2 separate regions of the Homo sapiens genome follow, and region 1 is linked to region 2. A link is a loop called in an ENCODE intact Hi-C map of the cell type or tissue named here. Cell type or tissue: IMR-90. All regions are shown on one strand. Links, peaks and the distances in the headings refer to the core of each region. The heading gives the core; the rest is flanking DNA.

Region 1 (5,381 bases), core at 128-5,127, 480 kb after region 2:
ATTATCAACCTGCAAAATACAGTTTCCATTTGGTTGTTTTCTTGCTTAGTCTTTTAATCTAGAGTTTTATACCTTATCTTTTTTATTTATATATTTTTTATGTCATTGACTTTTTGCAGAAACTGAAGCACTTGTCCTGTAGATTGTCCAATATTCTAGATTTGTCATTTTGCTTCCTTGTGATGTCCTTATGCTTATTTGTTTGTCCCTCTTTCTGTAATTAGAAGACCTAGAACTGCACTATCCTTAGAGTAGCTACTAGCTCTATGTAGCTATTTAAATTTAAATTAATTAAAATTGAAAAAGTTTGGTGGCTCACACCTGTAATCCCAGCACTTTGGGAGGCCAAGGTGGGAGGATTGCTTGAGTGCAGGAGTTCAAGGCTTCAGTAAGCTACGATTGTACTCTAGCCTGGGAGACATCAAGACCCTGTCCCTTTAAGGGGGAAAAATAATTGAAAAAATCAAAAACTTAGTTTCTTGTTTCACAAGCTGCATAGGGCTAATGGCTACCATATTGGCTAGCACAGCTTATAGAACCTTTCCATTGTCACAGGAAGTTCTGTTTGGCAGTGCCGTTCTCATTAGACCTGATTCGATTAAGGTCCATCTTTGTTGACAGAGTACTTCTTAGGTGGTGCTTTGTGGTTCATATGATGATAGCCTGGTCTGTTCATTCATATATCTTTTCACGAGAAATATTTTTATTCCATTCTGAATAAAATTTCATGGCAGGTACTTGCAAGAAGCAGTTATAATTTTAAAAGTTTAACATTAGGTTAAAAAATTGACAGGAAACATATATTCACAGGAAAACTTGTACACAAATGTTCATGGCAGCATTATTCATAATAGCCAAGAAGTGGAAACAACCCAAATCAATTTATGAATGGATAAAATGTTGTATATTTGTAGTACATGTAATATTATTCAGCCAATAAAATGGGCCAGGCATGGTGGCTCACACCTGTAATCCCAGCACTTTGAGAGGCTCAGGCAGGGGGATCACTAGAGGTCAGGAGTTTGAGACCAGCCTGACCATCATCACGAAACCCTGTCTCTACTAAACGTACAAAAATTAGGCAGGCGTGGTGATGCACGCCTGTAGTCCCTACTACTCAGGTGGCTGAGTCATGAGGATTGCTTGGACCCCGGGAGACAGAGGTTGCAGTGAGCTGAGATCATGACACTGCACTCCAGCATGGGCAACAGAGCAACATCCTGCCTCAAAAAAAAAAAAAAAAAGAAGTACTGTTACATGGTACAACATGGATGAACCTTGAAAACATTCTGCTAAATGAAGGAAGACAGACACAGAGGGCCACATATTTTATGATTCCATTTATACGAAATGTCCAAAATTGGCAAATCTAAAGAGAAAGTAGATTAGTGGTTGCCAGGGAGTGAAGACGGGTTCTTTCTGGAGTGAAGAAAATGTCCTGGAATTCGTGGTTGTAGTTTGCAACCTTGTGAATGTATAAGGACCACTGAATTGTCCACTTCAAAAGGGTGACTTTTATGTTATGTGCATTATATCTAAAAAAAAAAATCATAATTAGGAAGCAAGATTGACTTCTAAGAAAAAGCGGAGTGAAATTGTTGTTTTGTGGTGAATAAATTGGGTGGGTGGGTCGCAAGAGTTTTGCTGATTAGTGATTAGAAAAATTATTCATAATCATTGAAAATATAAAATATTTTTCTATATGATGTATGTAAAGAATTTGGCAAGAGATGATGTTTGGAAAAAATAAAGAATGGCTATTGTAGAGATCTTAAGGAAAGAAACTACAGTTAAGTAGTGCTTTGTAATCAGAATATGAAGTAAGTACTGAAAGTGGATGGAGTGGCTGTTGTCAGCATGTTATACTTTATACATTTCATTCATAAATTTGGACTGTAGATAAAAGTAAACTTTTTTTTTATTTACTCTTGAACAACAGTTTTTTTTTTTCCACTTAGACTTGCATCTGCTCCACTGAACAATACATTTAATTGTTAATTATTTCCCCCTTCAGGATGATACATATACAGAAAGCTACATCAGCACAATTGGTGTGGATTTCAAAATAAGAACTATAGAGTTAGACGGGAAAACAATCAAGCTTCAAATAGTAAGTGACTTGGCTAGTAATTTTTTTGAAATTTATTTTGGTAAATTTGTAATGTATTGTTATTTTGTATATATTTACTATGCTAACAAAATTGAATGTAAAATGTCTTAAGATTCATGTACTTAAGATAGAATGGTAGAATAAGAATTACTTAGATTAAAAATAATATTTTCAAGATTACTTAAGCCTCATTGAATTTTCTATTCATGAAGCAGAGAAACTCATGTTTTAAGTCAAACTTGGTCCTCATCTTTTTCTTTTATCAGTGGAAATCTAAGTTCAAGTTTACCTTGTCCTACACTGCAAATGTTATAGACCATTTTTGTTTGTCTTTTACTGTGCTAAGTGCATGGAACATTAAAGGAACCCTAGGAAGAGATTCTTCATATGTGGCTCAGTTGAAGAGAAGTACTTATGTAGTTCTAAGTATTTTTATTAGATAGTGTGCACCAACTCTGTAGAAACACAGAATTTTGTTGGAAAAAGGAACTTAGTTTTTGTAACATGTTCATTTTACTGCTCAAAAAAACGAATGCTGAAAGATTTAATGACTTGCCTACAGTTACTGGTAGAACCAAGTGACCGAAGCTCTGTCTTCAATATTTTGTGTCTCTGTGCCATCCTATCCCCCTTATCCATCTTTACACCCCCAGCCCCCAATTAAATATAGGCAATTATAATAGTTCAGTTGTGCCTCTTCAGTATGGGTCTGAGTCCTGTCAGTGTGGGCATATCTGTGGTCTTTTAAAAAATAAATCTCTCAGTATTTTTCAGAGTAGGCTATTAGCAAGAAGTAGGCTATAAACACAGGAAACCAGTGACTGCCCCTTTTCATGGAACTGATGACACATGGAATTGGAAGGAGTCCTGCATTAGGAGTCAGAAGACTTAGATTTGTTGTCTTGGTTCTAGTATTTACCTGTTAGAGAATCATGGGTTTGTGTCTCTGGGGAAAAGGCCGAAGTAACCCTGAGACCCAGTTTCCTTTCTAAAATGTGTGTGATGACACCTGATTTACTAATTTATAAGCTAGTTGTGAGAACCAACTGTAATAGCTTTGTGTATGTGACAATACGTGTGAAAGCCCTTTGTAAACTTTTGGGCAGCATATAGATACTACTTATGATATGACATGCCCAGATAAATGGGTGTTTGATAGGTTAAGTTGCTCCCTTTTCTTACATGACTCTGATGAGGAAAAGAAGGTATGTTAACAAAAGATAGGTGGCTGTGGATATTGATATAAGTAAACACACTTGATGTGTCAAATTAGGACTTGCAAGGATTTAGTTTTCAGAAATAGCTTGAAATACTTTCAATCAGTGAACAAATTACCCTCCATATTTTTTCCCACGATATAAGTACAGTCTCAACCTTTTATTTGGCACCATAAAGAGCACATAAAGATCTACCCAAAACTGTACTTTAAAGCACTGGTATGGAATAATTGTATTATGTGTGATCATTGGTGTTTATAAGATTTGGGTGTGTATTCGTGTGTGAAACATTCATATTTTGTTACTTTCCTGTGGCTGGAAGGGATCTTATAGGACACTGTCTTTCATCTTTGTCTGTCTTTCATCTTTAATAGGAATTTCTTTTCCATGCCTGAAGGCCTCATTTTGAACATTTTGTTTGTTTGTTTTTTTATTTTTTGAGATACAGTATTGCTCTGTCTCCCAGGCTGGAGTGCAGTGGCGCGATTTGAGCTCACTGCAACCTCCGCCTCCTGGGTTCAAGTGATTCTCCTGCCTTAGCCTCCCTAATAGCTGGGATTATATGTGTGTACCACCATGCCCGGACAATTTTTTTTTTTTTGAGATGGAGCCTTGCTTTGTCGCCCAGGCTGGAGTGCAGTGGTGCAATCTTGGCTCGCTGCAGCCTCCGCCTCCCAGGTTCAAGCAGTTCTCTTGCCTCAGCCTCCTGAGTAGCTGGGATTACAGGCGTGCGCCACCACACCCTGCTAATTTTTTGTATTTTTAGTAGAGACAGAGTTTCACCATGTTGGTTAGGCTGGTCTCGAACTCCTGACCTCGTGATCTGCCTGACTCGGCTTCCCAAAGTGCTGGGATTACAGGCATGAGCCACTGTGCCCAGCCTTCCGATAATTTTTGTATTTTTCGTAGAGATGGGATTTCGCCATGTTGGCCAGGCTGGTCTCAAACTCCTTACCTCAAGTGATCCACCCGTCTTGGCCTCCCAAAGTGCTGGGATTACAGGCGTGAGCCACCACGCCTGGGTTTTTGAACATTTTTAAGAAGCTTACCATTTTTTCGAAATAGCTAGTTCCATTTTACACATAACTTCAGCTAGGCATGTTGCCTCATGCCTGTAATCCCAGCACTTTGGGAGGCCGAGGTCAGAGAGTCACTTGAGGCCAGGAGTCAACATAGCTCCTGTGACCAGCCTGGTCAACATAGAGACTCTATCTCTACCAAAAAAAAAAAAAAAAAAGTAACCAGGTGTGGTGGTCCATGCCTGTAGTCCTAGCTCCCCAGGAGACTGAGGTGGGAGGAATGTTTGAGCCCAGGACTTCAAGGCTGCAGTGAGGCAAGATTGCACCATTGCACCCCAGCTTTGGGGACAGAGTGAGAGACCCTGTCTCAAAAACAAAATAAGGCTGGGCGCAGTGGCTGTCCGGGCGTCGTGGTTCACGCTTATAGTCCTAGCACTTTGGGAGGCCAAGGTGGGCAGATTGCCTGAGCTCAGGAGGTCTAAGACCAGCCTGAGCAACATGGCGAAACCTCATCTTTGCAAAACATACAGAAAAAAACAAAAAAAACCACAAAACCTCTAGTTGCCAGTTATTTTTTTTATTTATTCCTAGTGATTCTTCTTTTTTTCTTTTTTCTGAGACAAAAATTTCACTTTGTCTCCCTCGCTAGAGTGCAGCGGTCAGCTCACTACATGATTCTTTTAGAGACATGTTAATTCTTTATATTGAGCTGAAGCCTGTTTCTTTTACTTCTGTCTCTTCTTATTCCTCCGCCTTGTAGAGCTGCCTGAATCAGATTAATTCCTCTTTTATTGGCAAGCCTGCCCTTCAGATTGATCTTATCACAACCTTTCTTCTACCTCTGAAGTCCTCATTCTTTCCTGTAATGATATTTTCAGAACCTTGTGCAATTTGGGTTATTCTTACATTTTATAAATGCCTTTTATTAAATTTGATTTCTTAAATCAAGTATGAGATATAACACATGAGGTAAATCCTGTCTTGATTTGGAGCCTGAATGAATTTCTCTCTTGAACTTCAAGGGCTCATGGCCCT
Region 2 (5,381 bases), core at 324-5,323:
TCATCAATTGCCTTCTCTCCTGTGTCAGCATCATCTCAAATCTAGCTTTGTTCAAGATACCAAGTGGTTGCTACAGCTCCAGACCTCACAGCTATGTATACTGACCAGACAAAGAGTTTCTTCTCCCACAGTCACTGAGCAAAGGCCTGACTTCGTACTAATTGTGCTAACCTAAACCTGTCCCCTTTCCTATCTCAATCACTGTTGTCAGGGGAAAGCTCCTTACTTCCTGGCTTGAGTTCACATTAAGTGTCTATCCCTGAATTAGTTCATTTACTTCTAACTCATATTAGTCCAGGCGTGGTGGCTCACGCCTATAATCCCAACACTTTGGGAGGCTGAGGTGGGTGGATCACCTGAGGTCAGGAGCTCGAGACCAGCTTGGCCAACATGGTAAAACCCCGTCTCTACTAAAATTACAAAAATTAGCTGGGCATTGTGGCAGGTGCCTGTAATCCCAGCTACTCGAGAGGCTAAGGTAGGAGAATCGCTTGAACCCAGGAGGCGGATGTTGCAGTGAGCCGAGATTGCACCACTGCACTCCAGCCTGGACATCAGAGTGAGACTCCATCTAAAAAAAAAAAAAAAAAAAAAAGACAAAAAATTGAATGCCTACTCTTATAGCCACCTATGTAACCTTACAGTAAATTCTCTTTTCTGTTTAACCTGCTTTAAGGAGGGCTCTGTTATTTTCAACCATTCAACTATTCAACCATTCAACTATTAAGACAAACCACATCTAGAGCATTTGGAGAGGGAACCGTGATGATGAGAGGAGCCCTGAAAGCAGTCCTAATGCAATCAGTACATTGAATAAGCAAGACACCTGATTATAGTGACCAAAACAGCTCATTTGCTCTATCTCTCAACCCTTTCATTTTTACTTACAAAGATATCAGCCTGTTCCTCAGAGGAAAATGTCATCAGTTTTTTTGTTTTTTTGTTTTTTTTTGCCCACTTCTAGGTCAGAGACAATTCTTACGTCACTGTAAATCCCAAACACAGTCTTGACTTCAAAATAAGGATGTCCTGTCAATATAATATTTGGCACACACTTTTTTTGTTTTGTTTTGTTTTTGTTTTTTTTGAGACGAAGTCTCACTCTGTCGCCCAAGCTGGCTGCTCCATGTCTTTCCTGTGGAAACCACTTTTTGAAATTCCCCCAGCGGTCTCAAGCCTGGAGTTAGAATGAGCACTTCCCACTCCTCCCTGAAAAGGGAAGTTGGGGGCCCAAGAGCACAGCAACAACTCTCTCCAAAGAAACCTCTTCACCAAGGCTTGTTCTTTTTCTTTCTCTCATCTCTGTTTTTAAGGATGTCCAAAAGTCAGGGAGCAGTTCCCCAGAGATTTCCCTTGAGAGTCTGCAAGTGAGGAATTGTTTTCCACACACTTTGCCAGGAAAAGTCCCATTCTAACACCTCTCACATTAGTATATAAAAAGACTTACTGCGGGAAAAAGTGTGCATCACAAATGAGCAAAGTCATGGAGTATCCGCAAGTCATGTGGGGAAGATGGACTCTCAGGGTTAAGAAAAGAATAGAAAGTTCAATACTCACTATGCACCATACGCAGAAAATTTAATCCCAGTTATTTTAGGCCATAAAATATAAAAAAGAAGTAGTTTTAAAACTAGAAATGTTGTAAGTGTGTATTTCACTGGTTTTGTAATAATATAGAACTTTCTAAGCCTCAAGACAATGGGGAGAAAAGCACAGAAGAAAAGCTAATAGTTTAACATTTCTTTTTAACTAGAACACTTAGTAGACATTGAGAACCTGCTGCTATATTGAAACTCAGAAAATCCTCTCCTAGGATCAGAGGCATAAAGATGCCAAGAAGTCAACCAAAGTTGTATGACAGACCAAGAAACGTCTGTTTCAGACATTTGGAATCCTATAAGATTCCATAAGTTACTTTCAATTGAACCAAATATAACATGTCCTAAACTTCACAGTGAGACTGCTGTTTCACATGACAGCCATATTCCAGATTAATGCAACCTGACAGCATGCTCTATTTTTCTTTTTCTTTTTCTTTTTCTTTTCTGAGACAGAGTTTTTAGCTCTTGTTGCCCAGGCTGGAGTGCAATGGCACGATCTCGGCTCACTACAACCTCTGCCTCCCGGGTTCAAGCGATTGTCCTGCCTCAGCCTCCTGAGTAGCTGGGATTATGGGCACCCACCACCACGCCCAACTAATTTTTGTATTTTTAGTAGAGACGGGGTTTAACCACATTGGCCAGGCTGGTCTCGAACTCCTGACCTCAGGTGATCCTCCCGCCCCGGCCTCCCAAAGTGCTGGGATTACAGGCGTGAGCCACCGGGCGCCTGGTCCCATGCTCTATTTTTCATTCATTCATTTCACAAAAGCTATTATGAGCCCAGACTGTGCAGCACTGTTCCAGGCTCTTGGCATCCAAAAGCTAACCAGACCGTGCTCCCTCCCTCATGTATTTTACCTTCTTTGGAGGCAGAGGGACAATAAATAAGTGCAGAAGTTAACAAACTTTTTCATATTGTGAGAAATGGCAACATAATATGAGCTCATATTTTTACAATCCAGAGTTGCTTTCATTAAGAATCTGTGCTTCTCAACCTTGGGTACACTTTGGACTAATGTAGAAAGCCCTTTTAAATACTGATGACTGGTTCCCATTCCCAGAGATTCTGGCATAATTGGCTAGGTAAAGCCTAGGCATTGGCCTTTTTTTTTTTTTTTTTTTTTTTTTTTTTTTTTTTTTTTTTGAGACAGCGTCTCCCTCTGTCACCCAGGCTGGAGTGCAGTGGCGCGATCCTGGCTCACTGCAACCTCCGCCTCCCTGGTTCAAGTGATTCTCCTGCCTCAGCCTCCCGAGCAGCTGGGATTACAGGCGCACGCCCGGCTAATTTTCTTTTTGTTTTTTGTTTGTTTTTTTTTAGTAGAGATGGGGTTTCACTGTGTTGCCCAGGCTAGTCTCGATCTCCTGAGCTCAGGCAATCCATCCGCCTCGGCCTCCCAAAGTGCTAGGATTACAGGCTTGAGCCACCGCGCAAGGCCTTTTGTTTTTTGTTTTGTTTTGTTTTTCCCATCCCCTCAAGTGATTCTAATGTACGGCCAGAAGAGAACTGAAAAGGGTATATAAAAGAAACTACCACTAGATGTCACTGTCCCCAAAGGTTTGAAGAGAAACAGTCCTCAAGTAGTCAATGGCTAAGTTCCCGCTAGATAAACAGACTTGATTTTGCCATATTTTGGATCCAAGCAAATGTCCAATACAAATATATATATATGTTCCTCAATTTATCTTTGGCCTGAATGAAGCAAGTCATACAAAACCCAAATGTGGCCGGGCGTGGTGGCTCACGCCTGTAATCCCAGCACTTTGGGAGGCCGAGGCGGGCGGATCACGAGGTCAGAAGATCCAGACCATCCTGGCTAACACGGTGAAACCCCGTCTCTACTAAAAATACAAAAAATTAGCCGGGCGTGGTGGCGGACGCGTGTAGTCCCAGCTACTCGGGAGGCTGAGGCAGGAGAATGGCATGAACCCGGGAGGCGGAGCTTGCAGTGAGCCAAGATCGCGCCACTGCACTCCAGCCTGGGCGACAGAGCAAGACTCCATCTCAAAAAGAAAAAAAAAAAAAAACCAAATGTATTAGTTTGCTGGGGCTGCCATAACAAACTTGGGGGCTTAACAGAAGCCCAAAGTGTTTTGTTGGAGAGTTATTTTCTCTTGAGGCCTCTCTTCTTGGTTTGCAAATGGCCATCTTTTTCTTTTCTCTTTTTTTTTTTTTTTTTTTTTTTTGAGACAGTGTCTTCTCTGTTGCCCAGACTGGAGTGCAGTGGCTGGATCTCAGCTCACTGCAACCTCCACCTCCTGGATTCAAGCAATTCTCCTACCTCAGCCTCCCGAGTAGCTGAGATTACAGGTGCACGCCACCATGCCTGGCTAATTTTTTGTATTGTTTTGTAGAGACAGGGTTTCACCACATTGCACAGGCTGGTCTTGAACTCCTGGGCTCAAGCAATCCTCTCACCTCGGCCTCTCAAAGTGCTGGGATTTCAGGTGTAAGCCACCATGCCCAGTCTTGCAGATAGCCACCTTTCCACTGTGTCCTCACATGGCTGTCCTTCAGCCCGTGTTGGCTGGGTCCTAATCCCCACTTCTTATAAAGATACCAGTAATACTGAATTAGGGCCCACCCTAAAGACTGTTTTAACTTAATGACTTCTTTAAAGGCCCTATCTCCAAATACAATCTACAGTCACATTCTGAAGTTCTGGGCCATTAAGGGCTTCAACATATGAATTTGCGGGGCGGGGCTGGGGGGAGGGCAGATACATTTTTCAAGAAATCACCAAGAAATCAAAAGCAAAACCAATCTACTTGATGAGTGGCAAATGAGTAGTTTCCCAGCCATCCACAATTCTAAAGATCTCTCACATAATAACTATGGAGCAAATTGGTTGCTTTAAAAAACAAAAAAGACTTTTAAAAATTATTTTTATTCTTTATTTCTTTAGTTTTTTTTAGCCAGGACATGTTCTTATATGAATTTTTTTTTTTTGCAAAAATCGTACTTCTTGGCCAGGCACGGTGCCTCACACCTGTAATCCTAGCACTTTGGGAGGCCAAGGCAGGCGGATCACCTGAGGTCAGGAGTTCGAGACCAGCCTGACCAACATGAAGAAACCTCGTCTCTATTAAAAATACAAAAATTAGCCGGGCGTGGTGGCGGGTGCCTGTAATCCTAGCTACTCAGGAGGCTGAGACAGGACAATCGCTTGAACCCAGGAGGCAGAGGTTGCAGTGAGCCAAGATCGCACCACTTTGCACACCAGCCTGGGTAAGAGAGTGAGACTCTGTCTCCAAAAAAAAAAAAAAAAAAAAAAAAGGCCTAATCCAAATAGGAAAAGAGGAAGAAAAACTCTCTCTCTTTGCAGACAATATGATTTTTTTCTTTTCTTTTCTTTTCTTTGCTTTTTTTAAGAGACAGAGTTTTACTTTTGTTGCCCAGGCTGTGCAATGGTGTGATCTCGGCTCACCGCAACCTCCGCCTCCCGGGTTCAAGCAATTCTCCTGCCTCGGCCTCCCAAGTAGCTGGGATTATAGGTGAGCACCGCCACGCCCGGCTAATATTTTTCTATTTTTAGTAGAGATGGAGTTTCACCATGTTGGCCAGGCTGGTCTTGAACTGCTAACCTTAGGTGATCCACCTGCCTCAGCCTTCCAAAGTGCTGGGATTACAGGCATGAGCCACTGCACCTGGCCCAGACAATTCGATTCTATACCTTGAAAACCCCATAGTCTCTGCCCAAAGGTTCATTGATCTGATAAACAATTTCAGCAAAGTTTCAGGATACAAAATTAATGTACAAAAATCAGTAGCACTTCTATACA

Evidence for each region. A loop is a pair of places that touch in the nucleus more often than their neighbours do. Peaks named below come from ENCODE experiments on the same cell type or tissue, not always from the same donor. Only the 100,000 strongest peaks of a DNase experiment are listed, where the experiment ranks them.
Region 1: a loop joins it to region 2, with 5 times the contacts of the local background. A loop is called at or near these places in 1 of 110 quality-filtered maps.

The regions. Positions count from the first base shown.
Region 1 is chr2:65,094,700-65,100,080 of GRCh38, reverse strand. It overlaps RAB1A (RAB1A, member RAS oncogene family), which reads left to right. Exons shown (of 6, transcript NM_004161.5): 3 at 2,015-2,110. Among named protein-coding and RNA genes, the nearest start is that of RAB1A, 33 kb to the left of the region's middle. In IMR-90, for the core only: no CTCF peak of the experiment used is centred there; a DNase peak (open chromatin) is centred at 2,950.
Region 2 is chr2:65,571,077-65,576,457 of GRCh38, reverse strand. No RefSeq gene overlaps it. Among named protein-coding and RNA genes, the nearest start is that of LINC03050, 29 kb to the left of the region's middle. RefSeq lists an enhancer at 1-28. In IMR-90, for the core only: a CTCF peak has its summit at 3,146 (motif pointing right); a DNase peak (open chromatin) is centred at 3,147; H3K27ac peaks cover 151 bases.